2 separate regions of the Homo sapiens genome follow, and region 2 is linked to region 1. The links are chromatin contacts, found by Hi-C or POLR2A ChIA-PET in ENCODE. All regions are on one chromosome and are shown on one strand. Each heading gives the region's core, a stretch centred on a gene start or an enhancer-like site at or near the end of the contact. The rest is flanking DNA. Distances are from core to core; before and after follow the strand shown.

Region 1 (6,394 bases), core at 3,425-5,924:
ACACCTAGGGGCAGGATGAAATAGCACCTTTCAGCCAGGTGTCATGTCTCACACCTATAATCTTCACAAGGCAGAGGGAGAAGGACTGCTTGGGGCCAGGAGTTCACGACCAGCCTGGGCAGCATTGTGAGATCCTGTGACTACAAAAAAAAAAAGGTCAGGTGTGGTGGCTCGCACTTATAGTCCCAGCTAGCTGACCTGGCCTCATGATCTCTCTCAGCAGCCACCACCAATCACCAGGAGATAAAACTAAAGATGAAACTTGTATGTGTCCCCCATAACTCCTAATACACTGCTATTGATGAATGTGCTCCTCAGAAAGGATTCCTAGACCTCTAGCAGGCTGTACACCAACATGGGAGACGCCCTCCTAAGAGCCCTTGATGGTATTTTTCCTCAAGTGGCTCATAATCAATGAGAGATGAAACAAAACTGTGCAAATGAAAGAAAGCCAAAGTGATTAAAAAGTCCATTGAACCAATGTGTTGGGAATTCTACTGAAATATTAGAGGATGTATACAAAAGAGAAATCATACAATTGGGTTGGGCACAGTGGCTCACGCCTTTAATCCCAACACTTTGGGAGGCCAAGGCGGGAGGATCACTTGGGGTTGGGAGTCTGAGACCATCCTGGGCAAAATAGTTAGTCCCTGTCTCTACAAAACAAAATTAAAAATTAGCCAGGCACGATGGTGCATGCATGCTTGTAGTCCCAGCTACTCAGAAGCCAAGGAAGGATGAGCCCTTGAATCCAGAAATTCGAGGCTGCAGTGAGCTATGATTGTGCTACTGCACTCCAGGCTGGGTGACAGAGTGAGACCCTGCCTCTAAAAAAAATAAATAAATAAAGAGAAATCAAAGAATCATGGAGCAAATAACCAAGCCATACACAACTCTTCAACAATTCAAACAACCTGATTCCTCCAAGTCCCTTGAGACCTCCTCTCATAGGCCTGCTCCAGCCACACTGGCCTTCACTGGTTTCTCAAACACATTGAGCTCCTGTCCACTGCAAGGCTTTCCCTAGGCAGCTTTCTCAATAGGGAAAGCTCTCTTCCTCCTCCTCCACTGACATCCTGCCACCTGCTCACGAAAGGCTGGCAAACTCCCACTCAGGTTATAGGGTTGGACACATTCCCTCAAGGAAGTCTTCCCTGATCGCCCTCTGCCTCACCCCAGGCCAGGGTAGAACACCAGGTCCTCCCGCACAGCACTCCCTGCAGTTGCCAAGGACTGTTAGTTTGAATTCCACCTAAGTGGAAGCCTGGCTATGCTTTCCATGAGCTCCTGAGCATAGGACAGATACGCACCACTGTATCCTTAACACACAGCACAGTGCCTGGAACTCAGAGGGAACGTGGAATCAATGAACTAATAGATCAATGGATGACTGAATAAATGATGAGGCAGACAACTGAATTAGAACTGCAGGTCAAACAGGAGGTTAGCAGGACATCTGTGATGCAGAAAGCAATGGGAAGTACGGAGAAATGTGTTTGTGACGTAAGTTTGAAACAAGTAGGCACAAGAAACATCCTGATAGAGTGGAGAAGGCAGGCAACAGTGATATCATGGAGCATGATACAAAATCCAAAATTCATAAAGATTAATAAATTTGACTACATAAAACAAATTTTGTGCAGTGAAAAAGCTAGTGACAAAGACAAAATGAGGGAAAGTATTCACAGCATGTGACAGATGCTAATTTCCATAATACATAAACAGCAAGGCCTGGCATGGTGGCTCACGCCTGTAATCCTAGCATTTTGGGAGGCCAAGGAGGGTGGATCACCTGAGGTCAGGAGTTCAAGACCACCCAGGCCAACATGGCAAAACCCCATCTCTACTAAAAATACAAAAATTAGCCAGGCAAGGTGGTAGGCGCCTGTAATCCCAGCTACTTGGGAGGCTAAGGCAAGAGAGTTGCTCGAACCCGGGAGGCAGAAGTTGCAGTGAGCCAAGATCGCGCCATCGCACTCCAGCCTGGGTGACAAGAGCAAAACTCCATTTCAAAAAAATAAATAAAAATAATTTTAAAAATCAAATACAAATCAATAAGAAAAAGACAACAACACAATAGACAAATAGACAGCAGACACAAAAAGTGAAGAGAAAAAGAAATAAAAATGACTTAAGCATATAAAGACAGTCAACTTCTGCGGAGAAAAATGAATGGTTTTACACTGTTGGTGGTAGTGTAAATTAGTTCAACCATCGCGGAAGATAGTGTGGCAATTCTGCAAAGATCTGGAGGCAGAAATACCATTTGACCCAGCAATCCCATTATTGAGTATATGCCCAAAGGAATATAAATCATTCTACTATAAAGATACATGCATGCGTATGTTCACTGCAGCACTATTCACAATAGCAAAGACACGGAATCAACCCAAATGCCCATCAATGATAGACTGGATAAAGAAAATGTGGAACATATACACCATGGAATACTATGCAGCCATAAAAAAGAACAAGATCTTGGTCCTTTGCAGGGACATGGATGGAGCTGGAAGTCATCATCCTCAGCAAACTAAGGCAGAAACAGAAAAACCAAACACTGCATGTTCTCACTGATAAGTGGGAGCTGAATGATGGGAACACATGGACACATAGCGGGAAACAACACACTTTGGGGTCTGGGGGTGGAAAGGAGAGCATCAGAAAGAATAGCTAATGGATGCTGGGCTTAATACCTAGGTGATGGGTTGATCTGTGCAGCAAACCACCATGGCACACATTTACCTATGTAACAAACCTGCATATCCTGCACATGTTCCCCTGAACTTAAAAGTTGAAGGAAAAAGAAAATGCTCAACCTCACATCACACATCATAAGTGATATGAGATTCCATTTTTACCTAGCGGACTGGCAAATATAGGCAGTCTGACAATACACTGTGTTGGCGAGGACTCCTGGGAACAGGCACTCTCATACATTGTTGGTTAAATGATTAAAAATGATACAACTTCTTTGGAGGACAATTTAGCAATATTAAATTAAAGATGAACATACTTTCTGACTTAACTGTTTTAGGACTTTATCCCACAGCTGTACTCACACTTGCAAGCAAGGGAAAGAGCGCGCGCATGCACAAGAGTGCACACACATCAGCAAAAGATAAAAAAAAGACCCAAATGTCAATAGGGAGCCAGTTAAAAGACGAAATGGAATATACTATAATGGAATATAAAACTGCTGTTAAAAAAGAATGAGGCTATTCTATATAATCTAATAGGATATAACTTACAATGTTAACTTTTTTTAAGTAAGATGCTTAAGTACACACACCTTATATACTATATATTCAGAGGGGAAGGGAGTCAGAACATAAAGACACATATACATAGACCACTTCCAGGATAATATACAAATACCACTAACAGTGGTTGCCTTTAGGAAGGGACCTTAGTTTTTAGTGGATGGATTGGAGCAAAGTTACTTTTCACTGCATGCCTCTTTCTACTTTTTAAAATTTTTACATGTGAAATTTAACTTTTTGAAAATTAAAATTGTATTAAAAAGAAAGGAGGACAGATGAGCCTAAATTAGGGAGACAATCTTTTTTTTGGGCGGGGGCGGGGGGACAGAATCTTGCTCTGTCACCCAGGCTGGAGTGCAGTGGCGTGATCTCGGCTCACTGCAACCTCTGCCTCCTGGGTTCAAGTGATTCTCCTGCCTCAGCCTCCTGAGTAGCTGGGATTACAGGTACCTGCCATCACTCCTGGCTAATTTTTGTATTTTTAGTAGAGGCAGGGTTTCACCACGTTGGCCAGGCTGGTCTTGAACTCCTGATCTCAAGTGATCCACAAGAAGGGAAGTGAATCTGGACAGGAGACTCGATTCATTCAAGCTTCAAATAACTGAGGCAGGTATGATAAGATTAGTATCCCTTACACCAGAACAGGGGCCCTTATGTACAAAGGCCATCTGGGGGAAAAAAACCAGTGAGTGACAACCTTGACTCAAAAGCAGAAAACACAACTCAGTCTGTGAGCAGACCCGAAGCAAGCAGGTAACACAATCACAGTCCATAGTCAAGAGGACTAAATAGAGAATTCACACCCCTGAGATTGGCTAACACCAAGACTAGAAACAGAGGTGGTATGCCCCAGCGGTCTGCCTCGGTGACAGTCAGGTGGTACAGGGATTTGTCCTCTGGTTCTCAGCAGGCCCTATGGAGTTTCAGAACTTTGGAATCAGGCCTCCTGGACCAGGAATCGATTAGTCCAGAGGGATACCACAGCCTTAGAGTTGACTTAATTCAGATACAACAAGAAGTTACAAGGCAAAAACCCTCAGGCTTCTGTGTCAGATTGTCCCCTGGGTCCCTGTGGCCAGCAACAGGTATAGGTGAGAGCCTCTGAATGAAACGCCCAGGCTGGAGCCCTGTCAGGGCTGCAGTCTTCTTCCCAGAAAACACCATGATTTGTATTTCAGGTTGAAATTCACATCACCAAATAAAGACACCCAGTTCCTCTCCCTAGGAGTACACATCTCACACCCTCTGCCCCTCTATTTGGGGACCAATGCCTCTGTCAACATACCTATCTTAAAATAGAAACCAAGTGGCATATGCTGTGGTCTATTTCAGAAACTATGTCAAACACATCTGGATGAGTACTCCCCATGCCTGCCTGGCAAGGGCTTCTCCTTGGCTCGTAGGAAAATAGGGCACAGACACTTCTCTCTCCCCTGCCAGTTATGTGAGGGATTTTCTGGAGTCAGCATGTTTCACAAGAGGCGTAGAAACTCTATAAATATGCATTCTAGGGCATAAACCAAAGGACCTTAAATTAGTCATGGCCAAAATACATGTACTCGAAGGAGCAAAACAACTCCTAGTATATTGCCAAGAACACAGTAAAAGCTCCATAAAACACCTCCTGCAGTTTCTTCACCTCTAAGAACCCAAACCTCAAAACATTTAAAAATTAAATTAAATCAAATCACATAACACACATTAGCATGCCTCCGGTTCTTTTCAAAGTGCCTTCACATACATCATCTCAATATGGTACCCTGTGTACGATCCAAAATTCATATGTTAGAAACAATCCCCAATGCAACAGTGTTGAGAGGTGTTTAGGTCAAGAGAGCTCCAACCTCATGAGTGGATTAATGCCACTATAAAAGCACTTGCAGGAGTGGATTTGCTCTTTTGCCCTTCTACCATGTGAGGACACAGCAAGAAGGCCCTCACCAGAAGCCAGCACTTTGATTTTGGACCTCTCAGCCTCCCGAACTCTGAGACAAATAAATGTCTGTTCTTTGAAAATTGCCCAGCCTCAGGTATTTAGTTTTGCATCATGAAACAGACTAAAATGGTCATTTTGTCTTCAATTAGAGGATTACTTTCCCAGAGTGTTTCTTTTCCAGAGGACCTAATAAAAAATTCGATAAAAAATCTAATAAAGATACACTAATAAAAAGTAAAAAAATTTAATTAAACATACACACACTGAGACACTGAAGGAATACAGCCCAACTGCTATTACACCAGGACGAGGCCTGCTATGATTCTGAGTCACAAGTGAATTTGTTGTCTGCATTCAGGAGCTAAAAGAGCAACACGTCCTTTCCAAGGAGCGTTCCAGAAGTCCCATTAACCCAGAGCAAGAGATGGGCCTGGGACCATGCCCGGGGCCCAAGGCCTGGAGCTCACCCACTCTACATTTGTATCCCTGATATTTTGTTCCAATAGAGATGAAATCCACAAAATATTTACACCAAGCTGCACAGAGGCATAGAATTAAATATACATGGGTTTCTGGTCTTCCATTTTTAGAAATTTCCTTTATTTTATTTATATATTTGAGGAACGACTGATGCCATTTTCCCTTTCTTCTTTCTGAATGTTTTTCCAAATGGAGAAAGCTAAAGAAAGCTGCACAAGTCCATGTTTGCTGAGCTATAAAGATTCTTTCAGCATCCAAACTTAAACTACCAAATCAAACAAGCCACTTGTCAATGTTTGGTTTCAAAATTCCAGAGTCTCAGGCTACATGTGATCCTTCCAGGCACAAACCCTGAGAAACCAAACAAGCAGTATGGTCACATTTACCGTTACCTGTTCCGGTGACTTCGGGATATGACATATGTTTAAATTGCCTAATTATGTAAGTATCTAATTTTGTGTTTAACATGTCATCAGTGCACAGTCAAATTATATTCCACAAATATGTAGAGAACATTCGGCCTTAATTAGTTGTTTATCCCTACTGCTGTGCTGCTCTCATCTCAGATTCAAAAATGTTATTGAACTAGGTCTTTTTTTAATGTTCACTTTAATGTATATGCACATATGTAAGTATATTTCCCTTCTCCAAAGGGAAAAGCTCTACACAGTTTCACATGCTCCAGCAGGCTTGTGACCAAGGACTGGGGACACTATGG
Region 2 (6,641 bases), core at 2,449-4,948, 37 kb before region 1:
ACCCAGGTTGGAGCTCAAAGGCACATGTCTGGGCTCACTGCAACTTCCGCCTCCGGGGTTCAAGCGATTTTTCTGCCTCAGCCTCCCAAGTAGCTGGGGTTACAGATGCATGCCACCACACCTGGCTAATTTTTGTATTTTTAGTAAAAACAGGCTTTCACCACTTTGGCCAGGCTGGTCTCGAACTCCTGACCTCAGGTGATCCACCTGCCTCGGCCTCCCAAAGTGCTGGGATTACAGGCGTGAGCCACCATGCCCGGCCCTGTACAACTCCTTTGTAAATGCAGTTGTGAATGGCAACCCTAATTACAAAGGGATGCACAGGAAGAGCAGGATCCAGTGAGGAAACCGGCTTCTTGTAGCACTGATGAAAGAGAAGTATGACCTTTGAGCTCACACAACTATTGAAGCCCTCTGCTTCTGCTAGGATTCTTCACTTAATAGTTTTCAGTAGGAACCTTCCCTTACAAACACAGGTTTGTGCTCCGTACTCAATTTTTCAAAATAAGAATAATAAGCAAAAGCATACATTGTTTAGGAACACATACATAGGTAGTGCAACTACGAAAAGCAAAGATCAGTTAAAAGTTGAGATGGGAAGGACTTCTAAGGTATTTGTAACCTGGTTGTTGGCTCCGCAGATGTTCATGTTACTCTTTAAATTACACCTACATTTTGCATACTCTTCTGTATGTATATGGAAATCGAGCACTTAAAAAAAAAAAAAGACAGTTTTGTGTTAGTGACAGGGACCTCCAAGCATTATTCTCAGTGTTATTCCCAATCCCATTTTAAGACACACCAATAAAACTGAAGTGAGCCCAGTGCTGTGAAGGGGTGGGGCCTGACAAGGAACAGTTGAAAGTTCTGTCCCCAGGGCCACCATCTATAAATACACTTTCATTTTTAAAAGTCTACGCCCTGGGACAGTCCTGTGCTCTGGGCTAATGCCACGCTGACCTCTGAGGCTGCCTCCCAGTCTGGGAAAAGCCAGTGTCAGGTTTCTGCAAACCCACTGGTCTTTCCTCTTACACACCCTGCAGGCCTATTTCCTGTGGCACATTCTGTGACCAGGAACAGTCTCATTAAGGCACCTTTGACAGCTAAGAAAGGAGCAAAGAACCAGACATGGCCACAGACTTAGGAGGAACCCTGGGCCACCCCCTTCCTCAGCTGCACACAGAGGCCTGGCTTCCTTGCCTCTCCTCCTCCAAGCACCTCACTCACAGTCAGTTTACCTTCCTCAGGGGAATTCTGCTCATTCAACGAATGCTCAAGTCATCCGTCGGTCGGAGAAATAGGTAAAGGCTATAGGGGCATGATCAGTGTGTCTCAATTCCTAACCCTTCCCACACTCACCACTACTATTTTGACCAAATAAGGAAGGCACACTCCTTTCCTAATCATTTGAACAAGAGTATGTCATCCAAAAAAACTTTTTTTTGGTAAATCTCACTAGTAAACAAAGCTGTCATTTTTATGTTTTAGTTACAATAGCCAAAAATTGACACCATGACATCAAGCAACATTTGAACCCAGTTTTGGATGGCCCACACCCCATACTCAGTGCAGGGCTGAAGCACGGGAGAAGTGCCTACTTGAGTCCTCACTGTTTGCTAAGCTTCGTGCCAGATGCTGTCTAGGGTCCAGAGGCGAAGGGAGCCGCATCCCTGCCTATCAGGAACTCACACTAGCGTGGGTGAAAGGCACACAGAAGGAGCCCTCTGGCATGAGGGTTCTCCCCATGGGACAAAGATGAGGAAGATATAAGGAGTCATCTCGAAGGCTGGGAGCATGTGATCTGGGTTTGGGGGAAGAAAGAGATCTATCAGATAGGTGGTGTGGGGAGGGGTCCTGGAAAAAATGACTTGCACACAGACCCCAAAGTGGGTGAATACAATGCAGGAGGTGGTGGGGTGAGGAGATTCCCAGACATCAGTCCTTGGGACTGACTCATGGGGGTGGGTGCATGGGAAAGGTGGGAACAGGAGCTGAATCAGGGGAAATCAGGTGAGCATCTAAGTCTGACGGGCCTCCTATCCCAAGGTAAGATATTGGAACTTTATTCTGAATGCAGTGGAGAATGTCAAGCGCAGGGGAGAAGGAAGAAAGGAGGCAGGAAATGCACCACTGCGAGCTGGGCAGAAAGGCGCAAGAAAGAAGGAATCCCTCTGCCTCTGCCCCCCATCCTCCTGCTGCCATCTGACTGACTGATGAGGGAGGCTGGGCTGTGCACCTGCCTGCAGCCTTTGGGAAGACTACTGAATTTGTCTTGTGTCTTTATTACAGTCCTGAGTTTTCAAACCCGAATGTGAAAGGGCCAACCTCACCCTTCCCCAAACCAACTCTTATCTTTCATCTCAGTTACCTCCAGATCCTCCATAGCATGACTCTTGGGTGCCAGGCCCCAGATAAGGGGCTGGGGTGTCAGCAGAAAAGGGTAGTTCTTGCCCTCAGGGAACTCTTGTTTGACAGAGACAAGGGAACAGAAAATCCTAGAGCAGTATGAAGGGGCCAGTGGAGGGGACTTCCCTGTAAGGGCCATGCAAAGATGCAGGAAAGGCACATACAGGGTGCGGCTGGGGTAGCACACTGGAGCACACCCAAACTCAGGAGGTGACGCAGGTTATAGCTTATTTCAAAAACATACTCTTATCTTCATATATGACCTAAAGCTTCTTACAAACAGCACTGCCCCTAAGTATGGCAACAATTTTGTGTTTTGTTTTGAGGAAGGATCACGTTCTGTTGCCCAGGCTGGAGTGCAGCAGCATGATCTCGGCTCACTGCAGCCTCGACCTCGACCTCCTGGGCTCAAGTGATCCTCCCACCTCTCAGTCCCCCGAGTAGCTGGGACTACAGGCACACGCCATCATGCCCAGCTAATTTTTTGTAGAGGCAGAGTTTCACCATGTTGCTCAGGCTCTTCTGGAACTTCTGGGCTCAAGCCATCCTCCTGCTTCAGCCTCCCAAAGTGCTGGGATTACAGGTGTAAGCCACACATGCCCAGCCTTGTGTTTGTTTTTACCCCCACCCTAACCCCAGTTTGGAGCAAAACAGAGGAGTTTTATCATGTTGTGTCAGATATTCAAGAGCTTCTTCATATATATGTCAAGTATTGTCTATAGAACAAATTAGCAATGTCCCAGAATTATATTTTGCTACGTTTAAAATGTACATAAGGCCTACTATGACTAATGAAATATGAATTGCCTCGATAGCCTTTTTGTCTTGATATGTTCTCTCTCCAAGGATACTGAAAGTACAACTACTATTGTCTGCAGGGAAGTGTCACCAAACTTTTAGACCTTCAAAGATGCCCCCACCTTTCTCTCCCAGCACAGTGCCTGCACTGGCTCGGTGGGTAACAAAGGCAGTGGCTGGGGGCTGTCCCAGAGCTCCTGCATGCGGATCTCACCTGCCACTTGAGAACTGCATACCATTCTCACCTGCCCAGCACCTGCTCCAGGCCACTCTTAGGGCTGCTGGGGGCAGGGGCATCAGGAGGCCTGGAGCCTGTGGCCTCTTCCTGCCCGTGCTCTCTGAGGCCTGTGAAGGGCCAGCTAGTGTGAATCACTAGGAATTCAAGTTTGGCAGCCTAGCACCCCAGAGATGCAGAGCTGTTATCAAAGGTCCACTGTCAGCCCTGGCCCAGGCCTTTGACTTAAGGGAACTCGCCATTGGATGTAGTGACTAATGCCTGAGCATAAGCCAGGGTCTCGTTTTCCTCACTGAAGAGTTTCAGCCCCTCCTTGGCTGAGGAGCCCGGGTCGGTTGACTGTCTGGGTTAAACATCAAAGAGCTACCTCTGGAATCTGTTTCCTGGTTTGGCCATCCTCCCGAATGGGTCCCATAGGTTGGAAACACTGACTGTGTCTATAAGTGAGCCCTCAGAATTTGGGAAGGATCCCACTTATGTGCAGTCTCAGTGGGAAAGGGGCATGAGATCATTTTGTTCCCATGTTAGTTGCTGAAACCCTTTGTCCTTCTGGAATTGGCAGGCCTTTACTTTTCCTGAGCTCTTAGCAATGGTTTCCCTATAAAGCTATTGTTTTGAGTCAATCACGAAGAATGCTGGACTTACATGTGCATGCGCTCTCTCTCTCGCTCTCTCTCTCACACACACACCCCCACACAAACACACACCCACACGCAAGAGCCATGCCCATTTTGAGCTCAGGAAAGATGGCAAAATCCACCGGGATGTTTTACTTTTGAAGAAGGTGACATATTGAGGAGTGGGTTCTGTATTCTTAATTTGGCTTTTGCTTTTTTAAACTACCAGACTTTAGCTAGAAGAGAGCCAGTAAGAGCAAAGGGATTAAAATATTTCCTTCATTAGGCATCCACTTAGGAATTGCCTGTGTGTTAGTGCTTTAAGGGTGCTTGTGGGTGGCTCTCAAGAGTGCCAACTCCAGAATCAAGCCAAGCACACAAGCAGCCTGAACAAGAGGAGAGTTTTTCTTTGCACACTCCACCAACACAAAGTATTCAGTCACATTGCTCCATCCATTCAGGCCCTATTTCCCAATGGCAGAACAACTAGTCTTCCTCTGCAAACTCCAGCATTCCTCTGGGGCCAATTTAAAAAAGCTTGGGACTTCAAAATGCACGGGCACACTTTTCTTTATAAAGAACAGCTTTTGGGTAAGCAGCATTGTGAAAGGGACTGAATTTATAAATCCACACAAAAGCCATGTATTTCTTTTGAGACAGATCAACTCACACACTTTGTCTTCTGATTCACTGTGTGTGCTATCTGGTCTACAATGTAGACAGTTCCCTAGGTCAGAAAATGCATCTGCTCATGAACAGACAGAAATGGCAATGTTCTTAACACTTGTCTTAGATGAGAAGTCTGCTTACATGCTCACAATAAAACAAGGAAGCAATTTTTGACTCTAGTCAAGAAGCTTCTGGAATCTTTTTTCCAACACAAATGTTTCTCATTTAGTCCAAGCTCTGTTTCAATTACACGCCAAGAAAAGACAAAGAAAAACCCCCTCTACCACCTACTCCTGCCTTCACGAAAACATTGTAAATTATCTTTATTACATCATATAGAAAAGTCATCTCACATAGGGTAAATTGTTGACAAATGGTTACAGCAGCCGTTTTCTGGGCAATTGCTGTATTCGTAGGTGTTCTTCTGCTCACCTGCCAGGCCCTGGCCTTATCTCTCTCAAGAAAACAGCATGGAAATGAGCATCCCTGTCTGAAGCCTTTGACATTCATTTCTAAAGAATTGTCATGAACATCAACATCAAAAGACAACTCCTTTGTATTTTTTTTTTTATTTTTGTATTTTTTTTATTTTTATTTTTTTTTTGAGACAGAGTCTAGCTCTGTCGCCCAGGCTGGAGTGCAGTGGTGCAATCTCAGCTCACTGCAAGCTCCGCCTCCCGGGTTCACGCCATTCTCCTGCCTCAGCCTCCAAAGTAGCTGGGACTACAGGCGCCCGCCACCACACCCGGCTAATTTTTTGTATTTTTAGTACAGACAGGGTTTCACCTTGTTGGCCAGGATGGTCTCAATCTCCTGACCCTGTGATCCGCCTGCCTTGGCCTCCCAAAGTGCTGGGATTACAGGCATCAGCCACCACACCCAGCCGACAACTCCTTTGTAACATTAAATAATTTCAGAAATGAAAACTGACTGGCTGGAGTGTCTTAACATCTTAACTTTCCCCAGCTTAGTAAATCCCAGCTGTGCAGGGGATGTCAGTAATTTAACTTTCACATGGACCCCACAGCCAACACCCTTGTCATCATTCTGTTGCAGGCATTTCAAAGAAGTTTAAATCAGCATGCTATACCCTCTGGCTCATTTCCTAGTTTAGGTCAACTCTTAGGTGGCAATGCTTAAGCTCTGAGGGTCCCACACCAAAATGAGGCCTGCTCCAAAATTTATTTTGGAAATTTATTTAATAAATTAAATTTAAAAATTTATTTAATAAATTAAATTTATTTAAGCCTTCGCAACAGCTTTCCAATTTACACCAAAAGGATGGAAGGAAAACTTAAGGGTCTGGATTATTAAAAGCTAGACAACCTTTATTATTGTTGTTTATTCTTTCTAAGGCTCTGCCTGGTGATAAGTGTGTGAACTTACCCAAGACTATGCCAAGGATGTGTCTTTTCTGCTCCAACCAGAAATTTTAGATGCAGAAGGAACTTTGGAGATCTGGCCCCGCAGGGATTATAAAATTATCTGGCCAAAACTCCACAAAGGACTAAAGGGGTGGGCCACCTGACACTAGGGAAGCCATTCACAGCAAGTCTGAGGTTTCCTTCCTTTATGAAGTTCTGTGTTCTAGCTTAAATTCATGTCATGCAAATTTTGCAATTATTCAATATGTGCATGCTTTTTTTCACACTAATTTTTTTTTTGAGACAGAGTCTCACTCTGTCACCCAGGCTGGAGTGCAATGGCGCAATCTCAGCTCACCGCAACCTCTACCTCTTGGCGATTCTCCTGCCTCAGTCTCTCGAGTAGCTGGGATTACAGGCGTGCACCACCATGCACGGCTAATTTCGTATTTTTAGTAGAGACGAGGTTTTGCCATGTTGGCCGGGCTGGTCTCGAACTCCTGACCTCAGGTGATCCACCCACCTCGACCTCCCAAAGTGCTGGGATTACAG

The links. Hi-C counts contacts between places; a loop is a spot of excess contacts on that map. ChIA-PET counts read pairs that join two places held with the same protein, here RNA polymerase II (POLR2A). Pooled maps may share reads with other maps.
Region 2: a loop to region 1 is called in a map of ascending aorta, with 1.9 times the contacts of the local background. The contact joins two enhancer-like sites. A Hi-C loop is called at or near these places in 3 of 168 maps with a recorded cell type or tissue (ascending aorta, left cardiac atrium and sigmoid colon) and 5 of 50 pooled maps. POLR2A ChIA-PET finds 5 or more read pairs at or near these places in 4 of 52 experiments (Caco-2, OCI-LY7, WTC11 and 1 more).

The regions. Positions count from the first base shown.
Region 1 is chr15:62,431,176-62,437,569 of GRCh38, reverse strand. All of the region lies in intron 1 of TLN2 (talin 2), which reads right to left. Among named protein-coding and RNA genes, the nearest start is that of TLN2, 44 kb to the right of the region's middle. Within about 2 kb of position 4,674, at least 6 of the 41 ENCODE cell types and tissues checked have a DNase peak (open chromatin) inside an H3K27ac peak, as active enhancers do; they include ascending aorta, where a contact is called at or near this core.
Region 2 is chr15:62,467,433-62,474,073 of GRCh38, reverse strand. The region is part of intron 1 of TLN2 (talin 2); the gene reads right to left. Among named protein-coding and RNA genes, the nearest start is that of TLN2, 80 kb to the right of the region's middle. Within about 2 kb of position 3,698, at least 13 of the 41 ENCODE cell types and tissues checked have a DNase peak (open chromatin) inside an H3K27ac peak, as active enhancers do; they include ascending aorta, where a contact is called at or near this core.